2 separate regions of the Homo sapiens genome follow, and region 1 is linked to region 2. The links are chromatin contacts, found by Hi-C or POLR2A ChIA-PET in ENCODE. All regions are on one chromosome and are shown on one strand. The core of a region is the stretch at or near the end of the contact, and the rest is flanking DNA. Distances in the headings are between cores, read along the strand shown.

Region 1 (6,953 bases), core at 2,437-4,936, 35 kb before region 2:
CTTTTTAAAAATTTCACAATCAGGCCGGGCGCTATGGCTCATGCCTGTAATCCCAGCACTTTGGGAGGCTGAGGCGGGTGGACAACCTGAGGTCAGGAGTTCGAGACCAGCCGGACCAACATGATGAAACCTCATCTCTACTAAAAATAACAACAATTAGCCAGGCGTGGTGGCAGGCGCCTGTCATCCCAGCTACTTGGGAGGCTGAGACAGCAGAATTGCTTGAACCCGGGAGGCGGAGGTTGCAGCGAGCTGAGATCATGCCGTTGCACTCCAGCCTGGGCAACAAGAGAGAAACTCTGTCTCAAAAAAAAAAAAAATCACAATCAAGATGTTCATCCACCAAGAATTACTTGATTCTAGGCTCTCTACTCTCTTCTGTTCTGCTCCTGCATCAGTAGCACACTGTCTGAATTACCCTAGGCTTCTGATAAACTGTGGTATCTGGAGGGCCTGAACCCCTAATCATATTTATAAGTGCAGGCTCAGCTGCATACTACCTGGCTCTTTTAAAAATAGCCTTTGGGCCAGGCACCGTGGTTCATGCCTATAATCCCAGCACTTTGGGAGGCTGAAGCGGACAGATCACCTGAGGTCAGGAGTTCGAGACCAGTTTGACCAACTAGAAAAACCCCGTCTCTACTAAAAATACCAAATTAGTTGGGCATGATGGCACATGCCTGTAATCCCAGCTATTTGGGAGACTGAGGCAGGAGTGCTTGAACCCCAGGAGGGGGAGGTTGCTGTGAGCTGAGATCGCGCCATTGCACTCCAGTCTGGACAACGAGTGAAACTCTTTCTCAAAAAAAACAACCAAAAAAACATTTGGCCAGGCGTGATGGCTCACACCTGTCATTCCAGCACTTTGGGAGGTCTGGCCGGGAGGATTGCTTGAGCCCAGGAGTTTGAGACCAGCCCTGGCAATATAGCAAGATCCCATTTCTACAAAAAAAATTGTTTTAGGTTAGCTGGGCATGGTAGTGCATGCCTGTAATCCCAGCTACTTGGGAGGCTGAGGTGGGAGGATCACTTGAACCTGGGATGTCGAGGCTGCAGTGAGCCGTGGTCATACCACTGCACTGCAGCCTGGACAACAGAGCAAGACCCTGTCTCAAAAAAATTTTTTAAAAGCCTTTGGTGTTGAATTTTTGCCCTTTATTTTTAAAATTTTTTTATTTTAGATGGGGTCTTGCTATGTTGCCTAGGCTAGACTCAAACTTCTGGGCTCAAGGGATCCTCCTACCTCAGCCTCCTCAGTAGCTGAGACTACTGGTACATGTCACTACACCCAGCTTTTGTTTTTTAATAAAAATTTTAGATTGCTTAATTCTAGGAAAACCTATTAAGATTTTGATTGGAACTTAATTGAATTAATAAATTAGGGAGATTATATATATATTTTTGATAATTCCTTGAGTATGGCATCTCTCCATTTTTTAGTCTTTGAATTACGTTTTGTAACTTCTGATTTAAATTTGTGACTCTTACGAATGCAACTTTTAAAAATATATACAGCTTTTCCAAATATGTAGGAATGCTGTTGCCTTTTCCTCTGTCTCTCTCTCTCTCTGTCTCTCTCTCTCTGTCTCTCTCTCTCTCTCTCTCTCTCTGTCTCTGTCTCTCCTTTCTTTTCTTGACGGAGTCTCGCTGTGTCGCCCAGGCTGGAGTGCAGTGGTGCAATCTTGGCTCACTGCAACTTCTGTTCCCCGGGGTCAAGGGATTCTCATCAGTTGATGGACAAAGTTGTTTTCGGCCAGGCGCGGTGGCTCACACCTTTAATCCCAGCACTTTGGGAGGCCGTGGCGGGCGGCTGAGGCAGGCGGATCACCTGAGGCTGTCTCAGCCTCCCAAGTAGCTGGAATTACAGGCGTGCACCTCCACGCCCAGCTAATTTTTGTATTTTTAATAAAAAAATGCAAAAAATTGGCCAGGCATCGTGGCGGGCGCCTGTACTCCCAGCTATTCGGGAAGCTGAGGCAGGAGAATGGTGTGAACCCGGGAGGCGGAGCTTGCAGTGAGGTGAGATCATGCCACTGCACTCCAGCCTGGGCGACAGAGCGAGACTCCGTCTCAAAAAATAAATAAATAAATAAATAATAAAACAAATAAATAAAAGCTAAAGCATTCTAGGAATTACATGTCTGGGAGCTGCTTTGCTGAATCTCTTGGAAGTTGTTAAGGAAAGGCATCTGAGATATACCAGATCAGACCTTCATCTTCTGAGCTTCCCACTTGTAAACTGAAATTAAATTACCTGGAATAGGCCTCCCTTCTCTTAACTCCCAATTTGAAGGCTGCGATTTTAAATTAGATGAGAATTTACTTAACTCTATTTGATACATATCCTTATGAATGAACATTTGTTGACTGTCTACTGAATGTGACAGGTATTGTTCTAAGCACTTTATTTGTAACGACTTACTTTTACAAAACACCCCTATGAGTAATGTTCTATTGTCCCCTTATTTACAGTTGAGGAAACTGGGTACAGAGAGATTAAGTAACTAGTCTGATGTCACAGGTAGTATTCAGCTGAGCCTGCACTCATAAATATGATACTGTCCTGCTTCTCCCTTGCTAATATAGGCAATAAAGAGCTTTCTGAAGGGGAAGAAATATTATTATTAAACTGATTTAATGAATTACTATAATTGCAGTTTCAATAATTAGTTTTGTAAAATGCAACTGGTATAGCAGTTTTTGAAGTTTTCTAATTTTTTCCTTCTGTTCACTTTGGTTCTGTTAGGTTTGCCTTTTCACCATTGTCTGAGGAAGAGGAGGAGGATGAACAAAAGGAGCCTATGCTGAAAGAAAGCTTTGGTAATAATAAAATTCACCTCTTATTAGTACTTTAAATATTATTTTTCTGTAAGTACATTGTTTATTATTTTATAACTGTGTTGTTCCTATATTTGGTGTGGGATGAAGTCAGGGTTAAGAAAATAAGGGTGTGAATCTTAAGATGAAGGCATGGTAAATTCAGTAAGTAATTGCACATTAAGTATCCATTTTACTTGCTAGAAGTGAGCTAAAAATTTTGCTTTGAACTTCCCAGCTTACATATAAAGATGGAGAAGCATCTGTTGTATACTTCACAAGTATTAGGAAGCTTAAAATAAAACTATGATAAGTAACTTTGGGGCTTTTAATTTAAAAAAAGAAAAAGTTCTGAATCCGTTTTGCCAACATTGTTGGTCTGTTCACAAAGTTAAACAGTGTATATTTATTTTCTTCTACAGAAGGAATGAAAATGAGAAGTACCAAACAAGAACCCAATGGAAATAGTAAAGTTAACAAAGCAGTAAGTATGACTTTTCCATTTGTCTTTGTTCTTTGTCCCATCTTCCAACCCTTAGTAGAACTACTAGAAGAAAACAGGAGGAAAATTCTGTGACATTGGTCTTGGCAATGATTTTTTTTTGTATATGACCCCAAAAGCACAGGGAACAAAGCAAAAATAGAGAAGTGAGAGTACATCAAACTATAAAGCTTCTGCCCAGCAAAGGAAACAATTAACGAAGTGAAAAGACAACCTACAGAGTGGGAGAAAACATTTGCAAACATTGCATCTGTTAAGGGGTTAATACCCAATTTATATAAGGAACTCAGTAGCAAGAAAACGAATAGCCCAGTTTAAAAATGGGCAATGGACCTGAATATACATTTCTTAACATAACACCTACAAATGGCCAACAAGTATATGAAAAAATTTTTATCATTACTAATCCTCAGGGAAATGCAAATGAAAACCACAGTGAGATAACACCTCACACCTGTTTGAATGGCATTTATCAAAATGAAGAAATAACAAGTGTTGGCAAGGACATGGAAAAAAGGGAACCCTTGTACTCTGTTGATAGGAATGTGAGTTAGTATAGCCATTATGGAAAATAGTATGGAGCTTCCTCAAAATTAAAAATAGAACTACCTTATGATCCAGGATTCATGTCACTGGGTATATACCTAAAGGAAATGAAATCAGTATGTTAAAGAGATACTTGCACTGTCATGTTCATTGCAGCATTAATCACAGTAGCCAAGATACAGAATCAACCTGCATGTCCATCAGTAGATGAATGGATAAGGAAAATGTGTATTTTGATATACAATGGAATACTATTTAGATTCAGAAGAGAAGGAAATCTTGTCATTCGCAACAGCGTGAAGAAGCCTGGAAGATACTATGTTAAGCAAAATAAGCCAGGCACAGAAAGACAAATACCACATGATCTCACTTACGTCGAATCTAAAAAAGTTGAATTCCTAGAAGCAGAGGGTTGAGTGCTGGTTACCAGGGGCTATGGGAGAACTGGGGAGATGTTGGTCAAAGGGATTTTTAAAAATGTTTTTAAAAATTAAAATATTTGACTTTTCTGTCAGCAGTCCCATTTGTGAATGTATGACTACAGAATTATGAAAGACAAGTTTTAAGACCTTCATGTCCTTACTTGAGATGTATTATGTGGTGCATTTTAGTAATGAGTGGTATTTGTATGTTCCCAGCAGGAAGATGATTTGAAGTGGGTAGAAGAGAATGTTCCTTCTTCTGTGACAGATGTGTAAGTTTTTGAATGATTACCACAAGAATCCTATTTCAAAGTTAGTACTACTTTGTTATTATTTTAAATGAGCAAGTTATACTCATGAAAATACAAGATACTGAAAAATAATTAAAAGAATAGGAATAATCCGCAAACAAAATTAATTGGGTTTATTCATTCAGATGACATTTCTGCTTAGAAAGATTTAGCTATGTAGTATATCTTAAAATGAATGGGATACTCCTTTTGAAATTTTTAGTTCCTTTCCAGGGCTATAATTTTAATGAAACATTGGTCCTGTTGCATTGCAAAATACGTTTTTTTTCTATACAATTTCTGTAACTGTTGCTTATTGTATTTGCTGTTTATTTTTCCTAAAAGGGCCATTAATAAAATGCAAATCTTAGATAATTATAAAGCTTTTAATTGCATTATTCCATTGTCTTTTATGAACCATTTATGGCTTTATTTTACATTGTTCAATTTAGTATTTCTCTCTCTTTGCAGAGCACTTCCAGCCCTTCTGGATTCAGATGAGGTTGGTACTCAATTCACGTGCATAAATTATGTATATGGTGACTAAATAGAAAGTCATGAATCGTCTGTTCATGGAGATTCTCTTTATTTGACTCAGTAGTGGCCTGAAAACTATAGTTTATATAGTTGAAAAGGATAAGAATAGAAATACTAATAGAGTTCAAACATTCAAGAATCTTCCTTTCTTTGCATCTGTCTATACATGTTTCACCTTTCAAAGTTATATGGTCAGACTTCAGAATGTTTTTGTTTAAATTGGGTAGTAAATACAGTACTCTCCACCATCTAGTTCTTTTGTCTGTAAGAAATGCAAATTTAACTCTAATCTAATATTGGCAAAAATAATAAGGAAAAATATTGAGAAAGGAATATAGTAGACCAAAACAAAATCTAAATTGTTACCTACTATTTAATAATATTTTTGTCACTACCTTCTTCAGATAGTAAGGATTATAATTAGTACCTCTAATATTTATGTTTTTAATCTTTTAGTTTGCCTCCATACAGTTAATCTAGAAGGCTTCACATGAAGTCTTATGTTAGGATTGTGGGCCAGGTATAGTGGCTCATGCCTGTAATCCCAGCACTTTGGGAGGCCTAGGCAGGAGGATCAGTTGAGGTCAGGAGCTTGAGACCAGCCTGGGCAACGTGGTGAAACCCCATCTCTACAAAACATACAAAAATTAGCCGGAGATGGTGGCATACACCTGTAGTCTCAGCTACTTGGGAGGTGAAGTGGGAGGATCACTTGAGCCCTGGAGGCAGAGGTTGCAGTGAGCTGAGATTACGCCACTCCAGCCTGGGCAAAAGAGTGAGACCCCATCTCAAAAAAAAAAAAAAAAGAAAAGAAAAAGAATTGTGGCCTGAGTTCATGGAAACTAGTTCTGGATATGTTCTGAATATTAGGTCATTTTAGAGTTTTTGTTTGTTTGTTTTTGTTTTGTTTTTTTTCAGGAAGCCTTTTGGAAGCATTTTGTCTGATTCTGATTCATTGTGTTGAATTGGCTGCTAAAAATGTTTTGTTCATTTCCCACTGACATGATCTTTGACACAGCATGTACAGTATCAAATTCCTTAGCTGTTCTATGTGTTGAAATAATTGAGAACTCTACCATTCAGATTTGAACCTATCTACATAACACTTTGCTTTCTGTGGTATATTCTGCTGTTCCCACATCTCCCTCTTGAGGTCTTCCTCTGCTAATTATTTGCCTTTAAGGCTTCCCTTGTACTTCAGCTCTCCATGAGCTGCTATAAGCAGAGAAGGCTGATTAATTGAAACCTGATTGTGCCCTTCATGGGAATGCAAGTTTGCTATAGTAATTTGGTGGCACTGAGTTCAGCCATCTGTTCATATTTTCCTCTGTGAAAACACTGTGCAAGATTTTCCAGGTATACATAAGGCTTTTTTGTGGTAAGAAAACATAACAATGAGATCTACTCTCTTAACTCCTTTAGTGTACGTTACAGTATTATTACGTATAAGCACAATGTTGTACAGCAGATCTCTAGAACATTTTCATCTCATTTAAATGAAATTTTATACCTGTTGAATAGCAACTCTTGCTTTCCCCCTCCCTCAGCGCCTGGCATCCATCATTCTATTTCTGCCTTTGAGTTCTATTTTAGATAACTCATATAAGTGGAATCATGCAGCATTTGTCCCCCTGTGGCTTGCTTATTTCACTTAGCATAATGTCTTCAAGATTTATCTAAGTTGTAGCACATGTCAGAATTTCCTTCCTTTTTAAGGTTGACAAGTGTTCCATTGTATATATGTAACATGTTATCTTCATCCATTTATCTGTCAGTGGACACGGGTTATTTCCATACCTTGGCTGTTGTGAATAATGTTGCAGTGAACATGGGAGTGCA
Region 2 (6,286 bases), core at 1,250-3,749:
TATTTTTAAGACTTTGAGTTTCCTCTCCTGCCGTCAAATCTTTTTGTATGTTTGTACTAAAAGTGATTCTCACTATTTTTTTAAATTTCAAAAGCCACGTGTTTTTACACGTGTTTATTACAGAAAATATAGATAAGGAGATAAAGGAAGTGCAAATCAACCATAGTCCCCCCACTCAGAAATAGTCACTGCCAACTTCTTGGTATATGAACTTCCATCCTATTGGTAAAAATACTATGCTATACAATTGTTTTATGACCTGTGTTTTCTCTTAACGTAAGTTGTAAATATCCATGACGTTGTTTTTCTCCAATATGCATACTATATGTAGAAAAGATTGACACACTGTTCGTTTCATTGAATAATCTAAATCTCTTAGCTTCACACCCCTTGTAATTCAGACATGGCAATTCTAGAAGCCTCTCTCTCTACCTTCCACTGGGTGAGCTCTTCATTGGTTATTTTATTTTATTTGAGACAGGGTACCCCTCTGTCACCCAGGCGGGAGTGCAGTGGCAGGATCTTGGCTCACTGCAGCCTCCGTCTCCTGGGCTCAAGCAGTCCTCCCACCTCAGCCTCCCAGGTAGCCCAGATGCCTACCACCATGCTCAGCTAATTTTTGTATTTTTTTTTTTTTTGTATTTTTGTAGAGATGGGGTCACAATATGTTGCATAGGCTGGTCTTAAACTCCTGGGCTCAAGCAGCCCTCCTGCCTCAGCCTCCCAAAGTGCTGAGATTACAGCCACCATGCCTGGCCCCATTGTTATCTTGTTAATATATTTGTTCCATCTTTGTGTCATTTGAATATCCTGATTTTATCAGCATCAGAGTTGCAGACTCCTGGAGGAGTCACTGCTGTGCCACTGACTCAATAGCAAGTAGGCCTACAGATGGTGAGAGAGCGCACAAGGAATAAGGGAACTGAGCAAAAGCTGGACTTAAGGCTCTCAGTTCTCTGACTGCCTTGGATGCTGACATCACCTTCAGGGTGGGAAACCTTGCTTTAGGACCAGGCTATTCAGAAATTACTTATTTACATACAGTAAAATTTATTCTTTTTGGTGTACAGTTCTGTGTTTTGACAAATGCTTAGATTTATGTGACTAATGCCACAATCGAGATTCACAACACTACCATCACCCCCCAAAATTCCCTCATATTGAAGTCAGCCTCTCCTTCTGTTCCTAGACCTCTGGTAACCACTCATCTGTTCTTCATCTCCTATAGCTTTGCCTTTTCCAGAATGTCATATAAATTGAATGACACAATATGTAGGCTTTTGAGTCTGGCTTCTTTCACTTAGCAGAATGCACTGGAGATTTATCCATGTTGTTGTGTGTGTTAATAGTTTATTCTTTCTCATGGCTGAATAGTAGTCTATGGCAAGGTGTTTGTTTATCCATTCATCAGTTGATGGACAAAGTTGATTTTGGCCAGGCGCGGTGGCTCACACCTTTAATCCCAGCACTTTGGGAGGCCGTGGCGGGTGGATCACGAGGTCAGGAGATTGAGACCATCCTGGCTAACACGGTGAAACCCCATCTCTACTAAAAATACAAAAAAAAAAATTAGCCTGGCGTGGTGGCACACGCCTGTAGTTCCAGCTACTCAGGAGGCTGAGGCAGGAGGATTGTTTGAACCCAGGAGGCGGAGGTTGCAGTGAGCTGAGATTGTGCCACTGCACTCCAGCCTGGGCGACAGAGCAAGACTGTCTCCAAAAAAAAAAAAAAAAAAAGTTGTTTTCAATTTTTAGCAATTTTGAATAAGCATCTAAGACATTTGCATACAAGCGTTTGTGTAAACATACATTGGCATTCCTGGGCAAATGCCTGGGAATGGGATTGCTGGGGCATATGGTAAGTGTATCTTTAAGGGGCATATGGCAAGTGTATCTTAAACTTTGTAAGAAACCAACAAACAAAACAGCTGCACCATTTTGCATTCCCACCAGCAGTGAATGTGAGTTCTAGTTGCTCTGCATTCTTGCCAGCACCTGGCATTGTCAGTTGCCAGGCTAGATGCTTTCCTTTGCATTAGAGAACGGGTTTTACATTGTGATAACAACGGTTATTATAATAAACTCTGTAACATTTTCTTATGTCAAACAAGGAATATTATTGGCTTCTCTAGGTTTCGGGTTCTATCTGGATTTTTCCTGTGTTCTTACCTCTGGCTGGGGAATGCTAGGTGACTCACTCTGTTTCTTCCTATAGGTGGATGGAAAGGGGTCCATCAAAGAGCTCTTTCCAACAGGAAAACAGCTGGAGCCCTTAGTTGCACCTCTGGCAGATGGAAAAGTGGCTGTGGGCCAGGATGATCTCACCGTGGTACTCAATGAGGAAGGGATCTGCACACAGAAATGTGCCCTGAACTGGACGGACATACCAGTGGCCATGGGTGAGACCAACAGTAGCTGCTGTTTCCCACTTTGGGTTGAGGTTGTGTGCCATTCCTGCAGAACGGAGTCCCATTCGTAGCTTTAGCAGACTGGTTTACGTTGTGTCATTCACTTTCAGTTCCCCTTCTTATAAGTAGATGACATTTTAGGGTCATTAAAAATGGGATAGTCTAGTTCTTGCAAGAAGCTGAGTTTTACTCCAGAGGGGGAAAACATATAAACAGAAATGTTTATTTTAGGAAGTGATTATCTACTGCTATCTTTTACTTCTTAGTTTTTTTCTTCCTCCTTTTTTTAAGAGTTTTGATTGTGTCCTCTGCCAAATAGACTACATTTGGAAATTAGTGGAAATTCCTTGTGTATTCCTATAGTATGAGTAATTCCATATTGAAGGGTTTTTGATATAGTAATTCCATGTTGAAGGGTTTTTCTATTGTTGCTTTTTTTTTTTTTTTTTTTTTGTAGCTTAGAGGCACAGACAACATTTAGGTGATTTTGGTGTCAGCCTCTATTCTACGCATTAGGTGCTTCTGTTCTTATGCTTGCTTCAGGTTCCCAGCTCTCCACAATGGAATTGCCTGGAAGCATATAACCACTCTTGCCCCATTTTATTTTCAGTCGGAAGAGTGAGCATTACTAAAATAGTTACTGCTGTGAAGTGGGACGTACTGACATGCTTTCTGTCTTTAAAGACCCCTGTCTCTGGAGACAAGGGTTACAGTCTTGGATAAAGAGACAAAACAAGGCACTGCTTAAGGTGTTAAATTGGATGAGTTAAAATTCAGTAGTTCAGAGAAAGGGAAGTTTGTTGTTTAATTAGGAAGAAGTTTCATTACATAGGTAAGACTGAACTATGGACTAGGTCAGGCAGGGAGTTTGGAACCTGGCTTGAAGAAAAATTTCCATTCAATCTAGGCAGAAAGCCCAATAAATGAGTAGAAGTCCAAAGAAAGACATGCCGATTTGGGAGAGGGTATTACAGAGCCTGACTTGATACAGGTGGTCTGAATTACAGAGCAGTGAAATAGGGCCAGTTGGTAGATGTCCGTGAGAAGGTCTGGGAGGCCAGTAGATTCCTGAATGGTAGAATGTCTTGATAAAAGCATCATGTTCTGGCCGGGCACAGTGGCTCACGCCTGTAATCCTAGCACTTTGGGAGGCTGAGGCAGGCAGATTGCCTAAGCTCAGGAGTTCACAATCAGCCTGGGCAACATGGTGAAACCCCGTCTCAAACACGAAAAAAAAAAAAAACTAGCTGAGTGTGGCAGTGTGTGCCTGTGGTCCCAGCTACTTGGGAAGTTGAGGCAGGAGAACTGCTTGAAGGGAGGGGGAAGTTGCGGTGAGCCGAGATTGTGCCACTGCACTCCAGCGTGGGTGACAGAGCAAGACTCCCGCCTCAAAAAAAAAAACAAAAAACACATCATGTTCTAGGGTGATTGTTCTGGTTGTGGTTAGAGATAAGTAGACTAGAAGGAAGAGAAATCAAAAGGTCAGTATTTTAAAAGGCCCAGGATTATGGATAGTCACAAGTTTGAGGGGCTTATGGAGCTTTATGAGAGGCTTTCCCGATGTTCTAGGCGACCTTGTTTTCCCTTCAGAAGAGGAACTTTGGTAGATGAGTTTAAGAGGCATGTAAAAGTCAAGCGTGTTTCTGATTTCCCAGGATGAGAGTTCCTGTCTTCCAACCTTCGTTAGTGCCTGGGGCCTTCATCAGTGCTTCTCAAAACCATGTCTGTGTCTTACTGCTGAAGAAAGTTTTGAGGCACTTGCCCTGTGAGGTCTCCTTTGACCCACAGGCAGGATTAGTCACTTCTTGGTGCTTCCCTAACCCTTTCAGGTATCTCTGTCACAGCAACTTGTCACACGTGAGCGATCTGTCTCCTCTGTTCCTGTAGGAGCTCTGTGAGGTCTGGATGCATGTCTTGATCCACTTTGAGTCCTTACTACATAGTACAGTGCCTGAAACATCAGAGCGTGTAAGAAAATGCTTGCTGAATAATTGCATCATTATCCTGGTCAGTCATTATTTATATGCCTGCTGTACACCAGCCAGTCTCCCAACTTTTGGAGATATAAAGAGATCCAGACCATCTCTATTGTCAACAAAAGATATGACAACCAAAGGGGTTTCTGTTATAGATTACCTTTTTAATTAAATGAGAACGTATTCAAGTGGGACAGATTTTAAAAGGAGAAAGAAATTTTACATATGTTATACAAGTTAGCACTAAAGAAAATTGTACTAACTTTTCAAAATGAGGCCAGCATAAAAATAAAATAAAAAATTCAATATAAAACAATATGCTTTTAATTTCATTTTTCTGGTAAGATGAAAAATATCAGTATAATAGCAGTAGCGTTCAAAATGATAGAAATATAACTTAGTTCTCAAGTTACTCATTTCTGAGTTCCCTCATAGCTTTGAAATTTTATTGTACTATTCATTGATAGTATAAATTGCAAATATAATAGGAAAAACTTTTTATCAGAAAATGGATAATTAAACTAGTGCAGCGACTCATGCCTGTAATCCCAGCACATTGGGAGGCTGAGGCAGGAGGACTGCTTGAGCCCAGGAGTTTGAGACCAGCCTGGGCAACATAGTGAGACCCTGTCTCTACAAAAAATACATTTAAGAAATTAGCTGGGCATCGTGCTGTACGCATATATTCCCAGGACTTGGGTGGCTGAGGTGGGAGGATTGCTTGAGCCTGGGAGATGGAGGCGGCAGTAAGCCGTGATCACACCACTCACTGCATTCCAGCCGGGCCTATAGAGAGAGACTCTGTCTCAAAAAAAAAAAAGGATAATTAGAAATATTAGCAAATTAGACACACTAAGAAATTATTTTTATGAATATATATTTTGAAGTTAAATTTCTATGTGGTAATTATGCATCTAGTGGTTTGCTTTTTACTAATTTTTTTACTTTTAAAAACATTTTTATTTTTAAATGTAAAAAACACATAACATACAATTTACCACCTGAACCATTTTTAAGTGTACAGTTAAGTGGTATTACGTATGTTAACATTGTGGTACAATAGATCTTCAGAACTTTTTTATGTTGCAAAACTGAAACTCTATACCCATTAACAACTCCTCAGTTCTTCTCCCTCCAGTCCCTGAAGCCACCATTCTCCTTTCTGCTTCTATGAATTTGACATCTTCTAGATACCTCATATAAGGGAAATCATACAGTATTTGTCTTTCTGTGACTGCCTTGTTTAATTTAGCATAATGTCCTCAAGGTTCATGCCTTCCTTTTTAAGGCTGAACCTTAAAAAGGTAATATATATTCCACTTAAAAAGGTAATAAAATAATTACTTAAAAAAGTAATAATATTCCACTGTGTGTATATACCACATTTTGTTTATCCATCCGTTCGTGGATACTTGGGTTACTTTCACCATTGGCTGCTGTGAATAATGCTGCTACGAACATGTGTGTGCAAATATCTCCTTGAAATCCTGATTTTCAACTGTTTTGAATATGTACCCAGAAATGAGATTCCTGGACCATATGGTGATTCTATTTTTAATTTTCTGAGGAACCACCATACTGTTTTCCATAGCGGCCGCACCATTTTACAGTCCCACCAACAGTGCGCAAGGGTTCCAATTTTTCCATATTCTTGTCAACACTTGTTATTTTCATTTTTTTAATAGTAGCCATCCTAAAGGCGTATGAGGTGATATCTCACTGTAGTTCTTTACGGATTCTTGATATAGCACAGAATATAGTCATAGAAAATATTTCTATTATCTCTAAGTTAGTGAAATTATGTTTCATATAGTATACAAACAATAAATTTATCTTACAGTTCAGTGTAAGGTAAAGCAGATCCTTATTCAGTCTTGTTCTGAGATTTGTGTTTTTAAAGATA

What was found. Hi-C counts contacts between places; a loop is a spot of excess contacts on that map. ChIA-PET counts read pairs that join two places held with the same protein, here RNA polymerase II (POLR2A). Pooled maps may share reads with other maps.
Region 1: a loop to region 2 is called in a map of IMR-90, with 2.2 times the contacts of the local background. The contact joins two enhancer-like sites. A Hi-C loop is called at or near these places in 4 of 168 maps with a recorded cell type or tissue (CD4-positive, alpha-beta T cell, IMR-90, OCI-LY7 and 1 more) and 7 of 50 pooled maps. POLR2A ChIA-PET finds 5 or more read pairs at or near these places in 1 of 52 experiments (GM12878).

What each region holds. Positions count from the first base shown.
Region 1 is chr15:42,215,929-42,222,881 of GRCh38, reverse strand. TMEM87A (transmembrane protein 87A) reads left to right here. Exons shown (of 20, transcript NM_015497.5): 16 at 2,747-2,820; 17 at 3,240-3,301; 18 at 4,504-4,559; 19 at 5,049-5,079. The region is part of intron 2 of VPS39-DT (VPS39 divergent transcript); the gene reads right to left. Among named protein-coding and RNA genes, the nearest start is that of VPS39-DT, 11 kb to the right of the region's middle. Within about 2 kb of position 3,686, at least 2 of the 41 ENCODE cell types and tissues checked have a DNase peak (open chromatin) inside an H3K27ac peak, as active enhancers do.
Region 2 is chr15:42,180,629-42,186,914 of GRCh38, reverse strand. It overlaps VPS39 (VPS39 subunit of HOPS complex), which reads left to right. Exons shown (of 25, transcript NM_015289.5): 8 at 2,215-2,398. Among named protein-coding and RNA genes, the nearest start is that of MIR627, 16 kb to the left of the region's middle. Within about 2 kb of position 2,499, at least 2 of the 41 ENCODE cell types and tissues checked have a DNase peak (open chromatin) inside an H3K27ac peak, as active enhancers do.